2 separate regions of the Mus musculus genome follow, and region 2 is linked to region 1. The links are chromatin loops, found by intact Hi-C in ENCODE. Cell type or tissue: heart. All regions are shown on one strand.

Evidence for each region. Peaks named below come from ENCODE experiments on the same cell type or tissue, not always from the same donor. Only the 100,000 strongest peaks of a DNase experiment are listed, where the experiment ranks them.
Region 2: it touches region 1 in a loop (2.9-fold over the local background); 5 of 42 quality-filtered maps call a loop at or near these places.

Annotation. Positions count from the first base shown.
Region 1 is chr4:145,092,062-145,100,061 of GRCm38, reverse strand. Vps13d (vacuolar protein sorting 13D) reads left to right here. Exons shown (of 70, transcript NM_001276465.1): 41 at 1-97; 42 at 1,899-2,051; 43 at 3,741-3,876; 44 at 5,191-5,238; 45 at 7,707-7,857; 46 at 7,990-8,000. Among named protein-coding and RNA genes, the nearest start is that of Vps13d, 99 kb to the left of the region's middle. In heart, no CTCF peak of the experiment used is centred here; a DNase peak (open chromatin) is centred at 3,141.
Region 2 is chr4:144,888,435-144,896,434 of GRCm38, reverse strand. It overlaps Dhrs3 (dehydrogenase/reductase (SDR family) member 3), which reads right to left and starts at 3,358. Exons shown (of 6, transcript NM_011303.7): 1 at 2,726-3,358. The coding sequence starts at 2,920. It also overlaps a transcript of Vps13d not described here. In heart, no CTCF peak of the experiment used is centred here; DNase peaks (open chromatin) are centred at 2,614, 3,694, 4,084, 4,954 and 4 weaker places; H3K4me3 peaks cover 3,404 bases; H3K27ac peaks cover 2,307 bases; H3K27me3 peaks cover 882 bases.

The DNA.
Region 1 (8,000 bases):
AAACACCCAAGCGTCGGCAGCCATTTGTCCCCTTTGCTCTTCGGAACCACACAGGATGCACACTGTGGTTTGCCACCCTGACCACCACACCTACCAGGTAAGGCACTTTCATTCTGTCTCTGGAGACACTTAAATCCTAGCAACCTTGGGCAGCAGCCTGGCAGAGCAAGGCTGGCTCCTGCTCAAAGCCCCTGGGCTGGTAACTGAGCCAGTAACTCGTGCCCGGAGAGTTATGGTAGGGAGACATACTGATTCTGCAGAGGACCGCTGTGAAGTGGGTCCTGAGTGTGCAGTAGTGCTGCTGTGCTCATCTTGACCTGGTTTGTGTTATGTTCATGGTCAGAGGGTGAGAGAAAAGTCATCCCAGGCTTCTGTAGGCTCCATACTCTTTAAAGAAGCTGTATGTGGTCTCAAAACTAAGTATTTTGCATTTTTCTTATAAGCCTGCTTTGGAAATGCCCTCCACCCCTGACTCCTGAACACTTATTTTTGTCTCTAAAGCACACTTTGGCCCAGATAGCATCGGGTGGAGTTGGGAGGGCTGTGGGAATTTGCCTAAGCTGAATGCAAACCTTGACTGATGACTTTGCCTGCTTAGATGTTGGCTCAATGCTCTAAATACATGGGACCTTTCCAGCTTCATGAAGGGCAGAGCTGAGTAACTGTCAGCTGATTTGAAACAATATTCTTCTGATTCCACTAGCCATGAGGTACCATAGCCAGGACTTTGCTGTTTACCAGTTCATGTCTGTTAAATTCTTGCTGGTCACCAGCTTGTTCCCGTAGAAAACTCTGCTTTGGTTTGTTTGCTTTGGATGCATATGTGTGCATGTGTGCATGAATATGGCTATGGGTGAATGTGTGTGTGTGTGCTCATACATGCATGTGAGGGTATATGAATGTGGCTATGGGTGAATGTATATGTGTGGTAATGCATGTGTGTGAGTATGTATGCAGAAGCCAGTGAACAACCACAGATGTCATCTTCAGGAACGATGTCTGCTTTCTTTGACAAAGGGTCTCTCATTGGCTTATTGATTAGGCCAGGCTGGCTGCTGACCACTCAGCTCCAGGAATCCTGTCCCTCCCTCCTCAGTGCTGGGATACATGCACCACCACACCCAGCATTCTTACATGGTTTCTGGTGATTGAACTCCTGTGCTCCTGCTTATGAGGCAGGCGATTTCATGCCTGCTGTGTAGGACTGGGAAAATGGCTCAGTCAGTAAATTCTTGTGTATTAGGCCTAGAGCTTGGATCTCCAGCAATCTTGAAAAAGCTGAAGATGGTAGTGTGTGGCTGTTTCCCAACACTAAGACATGCAGATAGGAGGCTCCTTGGAGCTCACTGACAGCCATGCTAGCCAGTTGATGAGTTCTAGGTTATATTATAAGAAACCCTGTCTCAAATTATTAGATAGAGAGTGATTGATGAAGGCACCTGATATTAACCTCTGTGCTCCAAATGCACATATGTCCATGATGTAACACACACACACACACACACACACACACACACACTTTCTTCTATTGAAAAACATTATTTGAAACAGAGTTTCACTATGCAGCCCAGGCTGGCCTAAAATTTGCCCTATTGCACAGGCTGGCTTTACAGTCATTCTCATTCTTCAGCCGAGGTTGTAAGTATGCTGTACAATGCTCAGCATTACTTCAGTCTATTTCTAAACGTCCAAAGATGTTTAGTTGTGACAGAGCCGGAAAGTAGCTGAAGCCACTTGCTCTCGGGTCCTTCTTGGGTCACAAAGAACAACCAGGTTATATCATGCCACTGCAGTCAGTCAGTTATGGGAGGGCTGATTTCCTAGTGGCTCAGAACTCCTGTAGAGATAGTAGGGAGGGTAAGGCTGAAGGGACAACCTGTCATTTGATTTGGTTCCAGGGCTGCACTGTCTCACAGTGGGAGTCCTGGGGTGGTTCCAGAAGGGAATGGAGCATTCCTGGATGATGCACACAATGTCAGTGAATGGAGAGAAGTCCTCACAGGTGAAGAGATTCCCTTTGAATTTGAAGCCAGAGGAAAGTTACGACACAGGTAAAATATGGTTGTTTATTCTTTTTCATGGATTTCATGGCATGGATATAAATGTTTGTCCCTGGTGTTTTGTCTTTCACTATTTGTCTTTCACTGACTTGAATGTTTTGTTGTTCAAAGATACTTTGAAAGTGACTGTTTCCTCTTAGAATATAGGCTGTCATGCCATCTTGGAAAAACATTTCTTTCTATTCCCATTTTCTTGGTGTGTGAGAAGATAACTAAGTATTTCAGAGTTTGGACAAAAGCTAGGTACATACTCACACTCAGCTCCATTAAACCCTGTCCGGGTCTCTGTGTAGGCGACCGAGCCTGAAAGCTGCCCAAGTGGATGATGTGCAGTTCTCAAGCTTGATTATCTCAGTCTTAAGATACATTTATGCCGCACACTTTCTGTGAGCAGATAGGCCCAGGATGCAGAGCTAGGAAAAGCAAGCAGTGTACGATTACCTCTTCAAGGGGTACTGCTGACCCAGTCACTCCTGGCGCAGCCAGCTAGAGGACTTGGCACAAATACAGATGAAGGCTTTAATTCCATTTCCTGAAAGATAATAAAATGTCCAGTAAGGTATTACCTCACTATTTGCAAGTATTTTTAAATGGAAAGGCTGTCTAGGGTGTAAATAGGTGAAGGCTTAGTGTTTGAGCCTTGGACTGATTCTGGGAAGCTGAAGTGGAAGAGGCTGGCTTCAGGCCTGAGCCCATATGCAAACCTCCCTCACAACAAAGCCTTTCTTCCTCTTGTTCTGCCTGCACGGGTTAGTCCTGACTGGTGAGGGTTTTGAATGTATGGGTCTGGGTCTCTGGGAGTCCTTTGGGGGTGGGGGTAAAATCTCTATGCTGGATACATTTTCAGGGTGCCCTGTGCTTCAGGAAGCTCTTGTTAATAGTATCTTTCAATAAGCCCTGCCTCTTGCATCAGAGAGGGCTTGGTGTCATTTCCATCTTAGTTTCCATGTAACCCACTGTACTGCTTGAACTCATCAAAATAAATGCATTTTTTGGCATTTTCCCCTTGGCATACTGTCCCTATGCTGCCCTCCTCCCTTCCTGTCAGCCTCAAGTTCAGTTCCCCATTTCAGCTTCAGCCTTCTGGCTTGAATTAGGCAAAATCTAAAATAGAATTAAACGTGCAATTTCCTCCTATTCCTTCTGTTCTGCCCACTGCCTTCTGCTCCAGTTTCAGCTGAGCGCTTGTACACTCTTAACTCCAAGGGCACTGTCTCCCAGGCCTGTCTGTGGTTGTGTAGGGCCTGAGCCAAAAAACTGGATGTGTTCCTTAGAGGAGTAGAATTTTCAACAAAGGAACTAAAAAGACAAAGCTTACGTACCCCAAGAGCATGGTTACGTGATTCAATGGCCAGGACACTCTGATCATTCCATTCAGCTGATTGCCACTGACATTATTTCATGAAGATTAGGTAGGTGCTGCTGGGAGCCCTCTGGCAAGCATACAGATTTTCATGGTTTATGAGAAGAGGGCAGATGCCCCTTGCTCCAGGCCTTCTGCATCTCACCAGTAGCCGTCAGCATAAAAGCCAGTTAAACTGTCTTCCTGACTTCTCTCACCAGGTAATGCTGAGAAGGCTTAACTGGCTTTTACATCATTATAAAATACAATCAGGTTGGAGTCTCTGCTCCTAATTTCCTGTCTTTTTGAGACTGGGCCTTTTCTGATCCTCTTGACAGACATACTCACGACCTGCGCATCCATCAGCTGCAAGTTCGAGTGAATGGCTGGGAGCAAGTGAGCCCAGTGTCTGTGGACAAGGTCGGGACCTTCTTCCGATATGCAGCACCAGACAAAAATTCCTCTTCCTCTACGGTGAGTGGCTGCTGTTTGGTGTCATGCACACTCTGCCAGGCCAGGTTGTTACACAGTGAAGCTTGCAATAACCTTGCTCTGTTGAAGTGCTTTGCTCCCCTGTGTCTAAGAAGAAAAACATCAGAGTATTGTCTCAGGAGTGAGTGTTAGGAATCAATATGAAGATCAGCCAGCTAATGGTTGACATCAGTAGAAAACGAGGTGGGAATTTGGCAGCAACATGTTGTTTCATGTAGGTAGATATCTTCTTCTCTGATCATAGTCTGGGAAACTTCCCTCTGTCTATGGGGGATGAGTTTCAAGGTTTCACCTGCCCCACCCCAGACCCAAATCGTTGGTGCTCAAGTCTTTATTTTTTTATGGCAGAGTGTTTGCACACAGTCTATGCGTATCTTCCAGTAAACTTCAAGTGATCTAGAGATCACATTTCCACAAAAGTACTGTGGGAAGCAGTTGCTAATACTGTATTATTTAGAAGCTAGAGATGAGGAGAGAGATTGTATGTGTGACCATAGTAGGCCTGACCACACATCAAATGGTCTGGGCTTGGTTGAGTTTGAGGATGTGAGCCCTGTGTATATAGAGGGCCAACTGTCTTGGCTGTTCTTTATGTATAATTAAGCTTTACCATTTGCATGCATCTTCATATTATATTGCTCTTCCATGGTCCTTTTAGCTCTATGTTTCTAAATCCTATGTAGCATTGCTATTTATTGTCTAATCACACTTAAGTTCACCTGCTTCTCCCTGGCCTTTCAACCTGGGGCTGGGGGGCAGGGGGCAGGATGCAGGCAGCTTCCCCAGCTGCTGGTATAGGCAGACGCCAGTGTTCTGGTGATGCAAGTACCTTATGTGCCCCTGTGCCATATTCATGTTTTGTTAGGCAGGTGACCTGCTTTTGAGCATCAGTGATGAAGCAAACACTGTAGAGACACTGCAGCTTTGCTCATGAGAGATACTTTTGGAGAACTCCTTTCCACGAGTGTTTATTTTCACTGTCTCTATATGGCACTCCACTTATCTTCATTGGGAGAAAAACATTATTTTCTGCCTAAATTCATGTCAAGCAGTGAAAGGAACAGCTCTTCCCACACATACTTAGCCATTACATTGATGGGTCCTGGAGAAACACAGCCATCGGATGATAGTAGACTGAATATCATTTTCTCCCTAATGCTCAAGACATGGTATATTGTCTTTAGTGATACTGTACCTGAGAGCCGTTTTAAACACCACTCTTTCAAGGCAGTTACATTGTCACTGCTATTGTGTGTCACTGCTATTGAAGCTCTGATTTTTGTAACTCTCTCATAGATCGGCAGCCCAAGCAGCAGAACAAACATCATACACCCCCAGGTTTATGTGAGTATGACTTTGCTGTTGTCATCATTGTACTTACTGAGTGTGTACACTGCACTGAGGCTGTACACAGGTATGTGTTCTTCATGGTCAAAGGACTCTGTGGCCCGTATGTGACTGACATTTAAACTGCCCTTTCCTGTTAGTGGTCTTCCTGAGCTAGTGCACATAGCTGAGGATTTTAGCATCGCCAGGGCTTCCTTTCCTTCTCAGCCGAATTATCAGTTTCTCCTGGTTCAGTTGTGTATTTCATATGCTTGGTCCCAAGGCCTTGTAAGAAAAATACAAGAGCAGTTAGATTACGCCCCACTTGTGCTTGAAACATGAATATAGTGACATGAATATAGTCCAGGCATTATTTTCCCACTTCTTGTGCCTAAGGATCACAGACACTGAAGTAGGAGGTGGATCTGGAAGCTATAGTGTGTGATTCTTTGGAGCTACGCTAGTGGAGGATTGAGCTTTGATGGTGATTTCTGACTAGTATGTGTTCCTGAAAAGCCATTCCAGAAAGGGGGCTCAGGTAATCTACGTTCGGTTCGCAGCACCATGTCAGGCAGCTTGTAGTTGCCTGTGACTTCAGCGTCTTCTGGCCTCCACAGACACCTTCTCACTCATGGCATCACTCACACAGACATACAGCCATCCACATAAATAAAAATAATAGTATAAGAAAACCAAAAATACTCCAGAAAAGATGGTTGAATTTTGATTTGGACTCCCCAGCACTTTGGTTTGGAAGAGCATTTTGTTTTATAGCTTAGTAAGCCAGTTCTCTTATAGTTCACTCTAATAACAATAAAGTCGGCAGGATGAAGGACTTGCTTATGCTATCATCTGTTTCTGTGGCAAAGAAGCATCTAAAAGTAGTGCTTTTAGACCTTCTGTGGTGTATGGCACATGGAATTCATTCTTAAATACATATTTCTGTATGGTAGTTGTACAAAGACTGTGTTAAATGTGAGTGAACATTTAGAACTTCACATAGCAACTGTAACCCAGCTTACAGTTGTAATGACGAACCACTTCCCTCAGTTATATTGAGTGTCTGAAGCCGGCATCCTGTTTTTTAAAGGTTGGACATGTTTGTAATCTCAGTACTGAGGAGATAGAGTCAGGAGTTCAAGGTTATCCTCAGCTACACAGTGAGGTGAAAGTCAGCCCTGGCTCCGTGACGAACCAAACATGAAACCAAACCATTGTGATGGAGCACAGCCTTGAGGGCTGTGATGATGAAAGTTTGTTTCTAGCTCTCTCCATGTCAGGTACATGGGTCATCAAGGGTAGTTGAGCCACACTGAGAGTTAATGAAGTCATTTGTTCCTGAGAAATATCTCTTAAACAGACAAGGCTTTCCTAAACTCTGTGCTTTGCACAAACAGGCCTGAACCTCTGCAGACATTTTCTTTTTTCCTGTGTGTGTCTGGGCAGCACCCAACCCATTGTTAGTGTTCAAGGAATGCTTTCTCAGTTTTAATTAGGAAGGAAGATGCCACATGAGGGAAAGCAGTTAGTACCTTGCAAGGTTCTACTTCTTTTTTTATTTCCTCGGGAGATTCGAAAAGAAGTCGTCCTATAGTTTCTTTATTAGGCCTGGTGGTGTGTTTTTTGTTTTTACCACATCACGGGAAATATGGAAAGTTGAATAAATCATTACCACTATTGAAGTTCTTTGTAATATGTCTGTAGGCCTCGAGATAACCCTTGCTACCTTCCTCTCTTTGTAGAATTAAGGAGTACATCCAAAGCCTCCTGTATGCTATGCAGATAACTCTCCCACTAAGCTGTAGCTCCATCCCCACATGTTCTTTTGGGACATACTTTGTGGTATTATATCTGAGTAGAATATTTTATAGATGTTTTTAGAGTGGGTTCCTTAAAAAATGATTTATTTTTAATTATTTGATGTGTGTGTTTGTCTGCATGTATGTAAATGTGTTACTGAGGAGGCCAAAAGAATGCAAATCCCCTAGAACTGGAGTTACAGATGGTTGTGAGCTGCCATGTAGGTGCCTGGAATTAAACCCAGGCCCTCTGGAAGAGTGGCCAGTGAACTTAACTATTGGGACATCCCTCTAGTCCTGGCTCTTTCCTTTTGTTGTTGTTGTTGTTGTTGTTGTTGTTGTTGTTGTTGTTGTTGTTGTTGTTTTGAGGCAGGGTCTCATGATAGAGCTCTGGCTGTTCTGGTACTCACTGACTGGCCCCGAACAGATATCTGTCTGCCTTTACCTCCTGAGTGCTGGGATTAAAGGCATGGGCCACCATGCCCAGCAGTCCTGACTCTTTTAAGAGTATTCACGTTTAACAGTATTTATGGCCTGCTCGCTTACTTTAGAGCTAAAAACTGATTTGGTGTGGATAATAATTTACTGAAGAGCAATGGTGGCAGCAATTCTCTTGACTTTCATACTCTAGTGGAATTTACATGCTATGTGTTTTTCCAGGTGCAATTTTCTTTCTCTTTTTCACAGTTCTCTTCACTCCCACCTGTGCGGGTGGTATTTGCAGTCACAATGGAAGGCAGTGCTCGGAAAGTAATCACTGTTCGGTCAGCCCTCATTGTGAAGAACAGACTTGAGACACCAATGGAACTACGGTTGGACAGTCCTTCTGCCCCTGACAGTAAGTCAGGATGGTGCTGTTATTGTGACTCTTTGTCCCGTTTGCATAGTGTGTCTTGCCTCTGTCCTCTGATTAATGAGTCTTGGGGTGGGGACCATCTCCTGCAAGTGCTAACACTTATTTCTGTGGCAGAGCCGGTGGTG
Region 2 (8,000 bases), 200 kb after region 1:
GATTTCTCTCAGTGGCAGCTGCTGCTTTCACTGAGGCTGGTGCTGGTGAGTACCTATTTGCACCTGGGACACCACTGACTTCTCCTGGTTTCCTCCCACACTCCTGGGCCACCCCCAGTATCTAGTTCACACCTGTCCCAAACCAACTTAACTGCAAACTCCCAACCCCCACAGCACTCAGCCCTTTGTTGCCAAGCCCACAGGGTCCTAACCACTTCTGGGTCTGGGGGGTTGTCCATACACTGGCCCCAGTTGCATTCAGCTAAGAGGATAGAGTCCACCTTCCCACAGAAAGAGCTGGAGAAAGGCTTACTGAATGCAGTGGCTCCAGTAACTGCAGAAAGTTATGATTCCAGGGAGCTCCGGTGTGAGTGTGTGCGTGTGCGTGTGCGCGCGCGCGCGCGCGTGTGTGTGTGTGTGTGTGTGTGTGTGTGTGTGTGTGCGTGTGTGCGTGTGCGCGTGTGCGTGTGCGCGCGTGTGCGTATGTGCGTGCGTGTGTGTGTGCGTGTGTGTGTGTGCGTGTGTGTGTGCGTGTGTGTGCGTGTGTGCGTGTGCGTGTGTGTGTGTGCGTGTGTGTGTGCGTGTGTGTGCGTGTGCGTGTGTGTGTGCGTGTGTGTGTGTGCGCGCGCGTGCGCGTGTGCGCGCGTGTGTGTGCGTGTGTCCGTGTGCGCGTGTGTGTTTGTGTGCGTGTGTGCGTGTGTGTGTGTGTGTGTGTGCGTGTGCGCGTGTGTGTGTGTGTGTGTGTGCGTGTGTGTGTGCGTGTGTGCGTGTGTGTGTGTATGTGTGTGTGTGTGTGTGTGTGTGTGCGTGTGTGTGTGTGTGTTATTCTGCCAGCCAAGTAAATGGCACCAGGAGTTTCCCAGGCTCCCCTGGCTTTTCTTTGGGGCGACCCCACCACCAATTAAAGGCCCATTTCTCATCAGCCTGGGCTTGTTTCCTGGAAAAGCTTGTCCTTTCCAAGATAGGTGGGGTTGTGCCTTCCAGGGTATGAACCTGTTGGATCCACTCTGCACTCACATCCCCCCCCTCCCCCAGCCTACTTCTGCCTTCAATTTAGGATTGTTTACAGTCGGTCAAGTTTTTCCAGATTGACAAAGCCTTTCTCATAAGCTACTGCAGTCTGCCACAAGAACAGTGGAAGAGTGTCAGGATCAGAGCCAGCTGGAAGATTCAGGCAACTGAGACACACATTGTGTCAAGCATAAGCAACTGTCACAAGTATCCCCTCTGCCAGGGTCCCCTTCACTGCCCTCTTGGTCCCCCTCCACAAAGAGCTTTGGAAGAATTCCATGGAGACCCCCCACACCCCAAGAAGAGAAACCGATGAGAACAACCCATATTTCCTTTTAATTCAGCAACTCCAAGGGTTAAAAACACTTCTGAACTCCCCTTCCAAAGGCAAGGTTAAACAGCTGTCCAAACCACCCAAGGAGATTCAGGAGCCCTGGACAGCTGGAGGACCCCAGGCCCCAGCTGTTCATGCTAGAACAGCTTGGCCAGGGAAGAGTTAATGGGCAATCAGTTTTGGATGATAGTTCAGACTCCAAAGTTCAGTCTCAGCCACCGAAGGAATTGTAAATCTCAGGGCAGTATTTAACAAAACAAAAGCAACCTGGAATTACATGAAGGTTTGGCTTTCCACAGAGCATATTTACTCTAATCCCCAAGGTATGCGGCTCCATGTCAGATCAGCTGGCTAGCCTGGTCCTCCCACCCCCCCTCCTTAGCAACAGTTTAAATTTCAAACTAATTCCCTAGTTTGTTCTTCGTCTTCGCGGGCCGGCTGGAGACAGACCGGCCTGCCGGCCTCAAATCCCTCTCCATTGCTCTTGCCACTGAGTGAGTCAGCCGGGTCTGCAGTTGCAAGTTGGGTGACAGCTGGCTCTCCCTCCAGTACTCTGCAACACCACGTCTCCAAAACCTGGAGCATGGGGAGCTGGTGTCACCCACATAATAAGAGGCAGTGGTCAGAGGGGCACAGTGCCACCTTCCAATCCAGCTGAGAAGGATCCCCTCCGATGAAGAGGGCGGGGGTGGGAATCAAGGTTGAAGGTGAGGACAAGGGCTCTCTTTATCAGCGGCTGGCTACCCCCTCACCCCTCTTTCAGAATTTTAAACACCTGGGCCTCCCAGTCTTTCAGCCGGACTAGACCATCCACGTCAACTCTCTCCTTTACAAATCTGAACCGAGCACCCTATCTCACGTCCCTGCCTAGCTGCAACCTCTCAGCTTGTTTGGGACTAGGCAGCGAGTTGCCAAGCAAAATACCAAGCGCAAGCTAGCAGGGGGTTTGGCTTCCAGCTCTACCTAGGGGCGCGCGCACACCCTGCGCTTGGCAGGGTGCGGGCAAAGAGAGAGAGAGGGCACTACACCTTAGAGAAAGAGTCATGCGGCAAAATGGGTGGGTATTCTAGGTATGGTAGTTGGTAGGGGTAAATAGCCAGCGAGATACCAATCCCAGGGGAGCCAAGCAACTCAGGGCCTGCCAAAACACAGTCCGGTGCCCGGGAAATCTATGAAGGATGAAACCGACTTGCTTCGCAGTCCCAGGTGATGCAAGGAGTGGGTGGCTTGAGACTTTCAGATCGTTGGCGCTGGTTTCCGCACCCGCAGCAGGTGGGAACACCCCCCACGACTGCCTCCCCCTCCCTGCGTGCCAGAGTCCCTTTACCCTCAGCGCCCACTCCAGGTGTCGCAGTGCCACCCCGCCCCCACGCCGTGTACCTTTCTGGCGCCACGCTCTGCGAACTCCCGAGCGAGGTGGCGTCCGATGCCTCTCCCACCGCCGGTGATGAGGACTGACTCCCGCGACAAGTCCCGAAGCTTGGGGGGCAACACCATTCCCACGGCTGCTTTGGTTACCAAATAGATCATTTGCAGAGGGAACACTACCAGCGCGCCCAGCCATTTCCACACCATCCTCCGCGCGGAGGAGCGGGGTACAGGGGGAGGTGGTAGGAGGCGGTGGACAAAACTCCCCGGACAGGAATTAAAAAAAGATAGAAAGAAAACTCCCCCAAACAATAATAAACTAAATAAGGAAAAGGAGGCGTCCCACCTGGTCACTCTTGAACTGATCTCCTTTCAGATGTAAAGGACAGGGCGAGGAAAAATGGGAGGAAAAAGAAAAAAAAAAGAAAAAGAAAAAAAAGATAAACTCTGCTCTGGCGGAGAGGTAAAAAGCGTCTCAGAAGATTGGGACGGTGAGAGGGGCTGTGGAGAGTCCAAGGGGTGGGAAGTTTTAACAAGAAGTTTCTTGCCCCAACAGCCGTTTCGGCTGGGAAATTCACAGGTAATGTTTACAGACCGACAGAAGAGTTTAGGCAAGGCCAGGGACGAAAAAAAAAAAAAAAAAAAGCACCAACCACAGCGCGCACACAGCTACAGTCCGCGGTTTCAAAGTGCAAGATTAACAAAACAAACAAACAAAAAAGCTGTTTCCCAATTGTAGCGCCCCCCTCCAACTTTCTCCAGAAAAAGAAAGGGGGGAAAAAACCACACACAAAAACACCACACACAAAACCTGGGGAGTGATTGCAGCTCCCAATTTCAGTCCGCGAAAGTCTCCCGACTCATTGCTATTCTTGGGCTCAGGAAATTGCTTAAACGCGATCTGATTGCCAGCACCGTGCAGGAGAAGTGGGGGGTCCGGGTGTCAGTTTCTTCTCGTGCACAGCTCGCCCTCGCGCGCGCCCGCTCTCTCCGGTTCCCTCCTCCCTCTCTTGCAGCCCGGGCTGGGAGTTGCCGCTCGGTGTGGCTCCCTCTCTTCCCCCCTCCCCTTTAGTATTTATTGCCTTCTTTTTTGTTCTTTCCAACTTGGTCGGGCCCGTACTGTGGAGCACTCGTGGATAGGACGCCCTAGTCTGCACCGCCCTATTACTTCGTCCGCGGGGCAGCTGCGGCGTGGACCGAAAGGGCGCCCCCTCCTTTTTTTTTTTTTTTTTTTTTTTAATACCCCATTAAGTCTGATTGACAGTTAAAGTTGTTGGGAGGCTTCACTATCGTGCCTCTGAGTGGCTGCGGCGACTTCCCCTCCCCCTGCGCCGTGGCGGGGCACGCGCCTAGGCGCGCACCCGGTCTCGCTGCGTCTCGCACTCCCCTGGGACTCGCTTCTCATTTCTGCAAGCTGGAACTTGCTGCCCTAGTCCCCGAGGGCTCGCAGCCGGAACTCGAACACGCTGCAACCAACTCTGGCAAGCCAGCTTGCTGTATCAGACCTGGCTCCCAGCCTGGGCCAGGTGACCACCCCTGAGCGGCCGGGCAAACCGAGGGGAAACTCGCGCATGCCTTGATGCTATTGGGTCGCCAAGGGTTCATTTCAGGTCACTTGGTCATTCTTCTGCCTCCAGGTAGGACCAGGAGGTTATGTTTCATCATTGCCTGATTCCCATTTTCCTTCAAAGAGTGTACATCCGAAGTTGTATTAACGTGAAGTCTCTCACGTTGAGGTAGAGGGACCCCTTGGGAGGCAGGATTTTGCTTTGGGAGAAAGGGGAGCAGGGCAAAGGACCTCTAACCCCAGGTGCCAATAAAATCCCCATAAGATTAGCTGGGAGCTTATTTATTGCTTATCTGGGCTAGAATTACCTTGACTGACAGCAATTTCCTTAATAACAGAAGCCTGTAAACAACACGTCTTCAAAGCTATGCCACTGTTCAGTTCATCCAGTGTCCCCTCTCTGGGTGCCCTTACCCCGCTGACCTTTTGGGCACCCACCTTGTAACCTCTTGCCCACCCCTTGTAAGAACGTCTCCCTGTTGGGAGGGCGGGACCCAGCTATTTAGACTTGCCTGTTGCGGGAAGTCTAGGAGGTGAGTCATGAGAAGCAGGCCCAGTTAAAAGTGCTGATGAGACTTGCCACCCGCCCCCTCTGCACATCCCTGGGCGGGAGAGGGAGAGACAGCCAGGGAGCCTGCCCTATAATCTGGGGCAGCCCTTTCCAGCCCTGGACGTGTTCAGGCTGGGAGTCCTGGGCCTCAGCCCCAAAGACTGATCCAGCAGGCCCTGGGTGCACAAGGAACTAACTGTGCTTTTAATATTCCCCGCCTGGGTGTGAACAAATCCCTTTGAGAAGTGCTGATTTGGGGAGGGGGTGGAGATCACTTCCTCTTTTGCCAACTACTGTAGTTCTGGGGAGAAGTTGTCATGAGAACTCTTAGGTTTGGATGAAGGGGCAAGGAAGCCGTTCTCCTGTGTGGAGCTCCTGCGATCTGGTCTGACATTCCACCCTCCAGCTGACCTCGCCTTGGGGACTTTGTCATCCTATTTCCCAGGTTACCCAGCCAGGAAGTACAGGAGGAAGAGATTCAGTCCAGACCTAATTTCTCTTCCCATCCCACCCCACTCTGGCAAGAAGGCAGGAGAGAGGTGGAGGACAGGCTTGGCCAAGAACTGCAGTGAAGAGTCCCTGCAGGCTCCATTCTTCTTTCTAAAGGACTCTCCAAAGGGCTGGCCGTTGCCTTCCTTAGATCCCACCCCACCATGGTGGCCATTTCGTCCATCTTCCAGGTCTATAAAACAACAGGAAAGAAATGGCAGTCAGGGAGGGTCGGACTCTTGGCGCCCAGCGGTTGCTAAGGCCTATGTACAAGACACCAAGTAGGGGAGACCCCCAAAAGGCTGCATAGCTTCTGCCCTCATCTATTATCCTTGGAGACGCCTAGTGGCCAACATGGGACACTGCACCTCTAAGCTACTAGCGTTTTCAACACTGGTGGGGCTAAAGAGCTATTCTTTTTGCTTAGGCCTTTCACTCCATGTAAGGCTAAGGACTTGTAAAGATCACAGCCTCTTCTCTACCTGTTTCATAGCAAAGGTTACTAACACACGGAGATCCAGCCATTCACAGAAAGACACGTATGTGTTCATCCTGTTCAGATCAGATGCTAGACCAGCTGAGTGACCAGGAGGACCCTTGTCCATGTCCCACAGGTGTATGTTTGGGACAGAGGTGGAAAGGTACTGTGAACCCCAGTGGATCTTCACACGTGTCTTATACACACTACAATTTCCCAAATGGTCTGGGGAGGTGGGTGTTATGTGCCCTCTCAACGCAATTAAGGAAACTGGGCCCAACAGATAAGTAAGCAATTCATTCAAGGCCACACAGGCTTCTCCCTGTTGAGTCTGAGCTGGAGTCAGAGGGGAGCAACAACAACAACAACAACAACTCAAAATAAAAGAATTGCCCCCCCCCAAACAAATTAACAAAACAAACGACCAAACAAAAACCGGCTAGGCAATTCCAAAAGCAACTGTCAGATGCAAGGTCTGGCCAGATGCAATGGCCCTGTTTCTACTTGGTCTACTGTCAGGATGTGGATTTTGTGGTCCTGGTATCTGTGAGCTTAAGGCTTCCCCCAGCATCAGCTTTCCAGAGATGAGCTGTCACTGTCTTTATCCATTTCCCTCCCTACACCTCAGTTCCCAGGAAGATAGGGGTGGGGGAGCACGGGGCTAAGGCTGCACAACTAAGTAGGCTGGTTTCAATAAGAAAGTTGTAGTGTGGAATATGTGTCCCCTTTCTCTCTTGGTACTGGTCCATTCTGCTTCCTTGATGCAGGAGATACTAAGTCTAACTCTAGAGAGGAGCTTGAAAATTTTCGTCCCAGCCTTGGGCGGAGGGCCCCACACTTTTTTTATTTTTTCATCCCCCTCCTGACAACGTGAAAGGAGTCTTTGTGGGCTTGGTGGGAGAAATGAGCAGAAGTAACTTTTCCATGACTCAGCCCTGCTGGGGCTGGGCACAGCTAGGGAGGTGCAAGAAACAACTCTCCTATAGGGCCAGTTGGAACCCTGTGGCGGAGCTGCCTTCCAACTTTCCTGGTTTGCGATTAAAGACAGTGAAAAGAGGTTGCTGGCCTTACAATTAGAAGTAGGCTGCCTAGGGACTTGGGAGATGTTTTGGTGGGTAAGAGCACTTGCGGTGTGCGCCGGCTTAGGTTTTTAATGTCAACTTGACACGAGCTGGAGTCGTCTGAGAGAAGGAGAATTTAATAGAGAAATCATCTCTGTAATATAAGGCTGTAGGCAAACCTACAAACCTGTAGGGCATTTTCTTCATTAGTGAGTGACGTGGGAAGGTACAGCTCATTGTGGGTGGTGCCATCCCTGGACTGGGGGTCTTGGATGCTATAAGAAAACAGGCTGAGCAAGCCATAGAGAGCAAGCCGATAAGTAGCATGATTCTGTGGCTCCTTCATCAGCTCCTGCCTCTAGGGTCCTGCCCTAACTTCCTTCCATGAGAGTCTATGATGTAGAAGTGTAAGAGAAATAAAGCCCGTTCTCCCCCAATTTGCTTTAGGTTATACGATTTTATCACAGCAGAAGAAACCCTGATTATAACACTGTGCAAGCGTGGGAACCTGAGTTTCGGTTCCCAGGATCAATGTAAAAAGAGAGATGTGGCCATGTGCTTCTGTAATCCCAGGGCCAGGGGTGGAAGTAGGCAGGGCCAGTTGGTGGATGGATCCTTGCTTGGCAGCTGGCCAGTCAGCCTAGCTGGAAAACAGCAAGCTCCAGGCTCAGTGATGGACCCCATCGCAAGGGAGTGAGGCAGAGAGGGACAGGAGAAATTCCAAGTCCTTTTCAGGCCACTGTGTGTGTATACACTGCCACACATACTCCCATTCACATGCCTGTGTGATCTTGCACACTCAGACACAGTAGACTACCTCATGAGTTAGCTCATTGTGGACCTGAGGCAGCTAGTGCCTTGCTGACCACTGAGCCCGTTCTGTTTTTCCACCCAGCACCAAGCAATGAAGGCTGAGAGTTTTTCTTTTACAAAGCTCTCTCCTGGCCACCATTGCAACTAGACTGTAAGATATAGAAAGGCAGGCCTCAAGCCTTGCTCAGTTCAGGGATGGCTCCATGCTACTGGGAGACAGCTGAAGCCCAAGCTCAGTGACCTGCAGTGATCCCTTCCCTTCAAAGAGACTGACGTCTGGGCAATTGAATCCCAGAAGCCAGTACTGGTGCCCACTGCTGATCTACTCT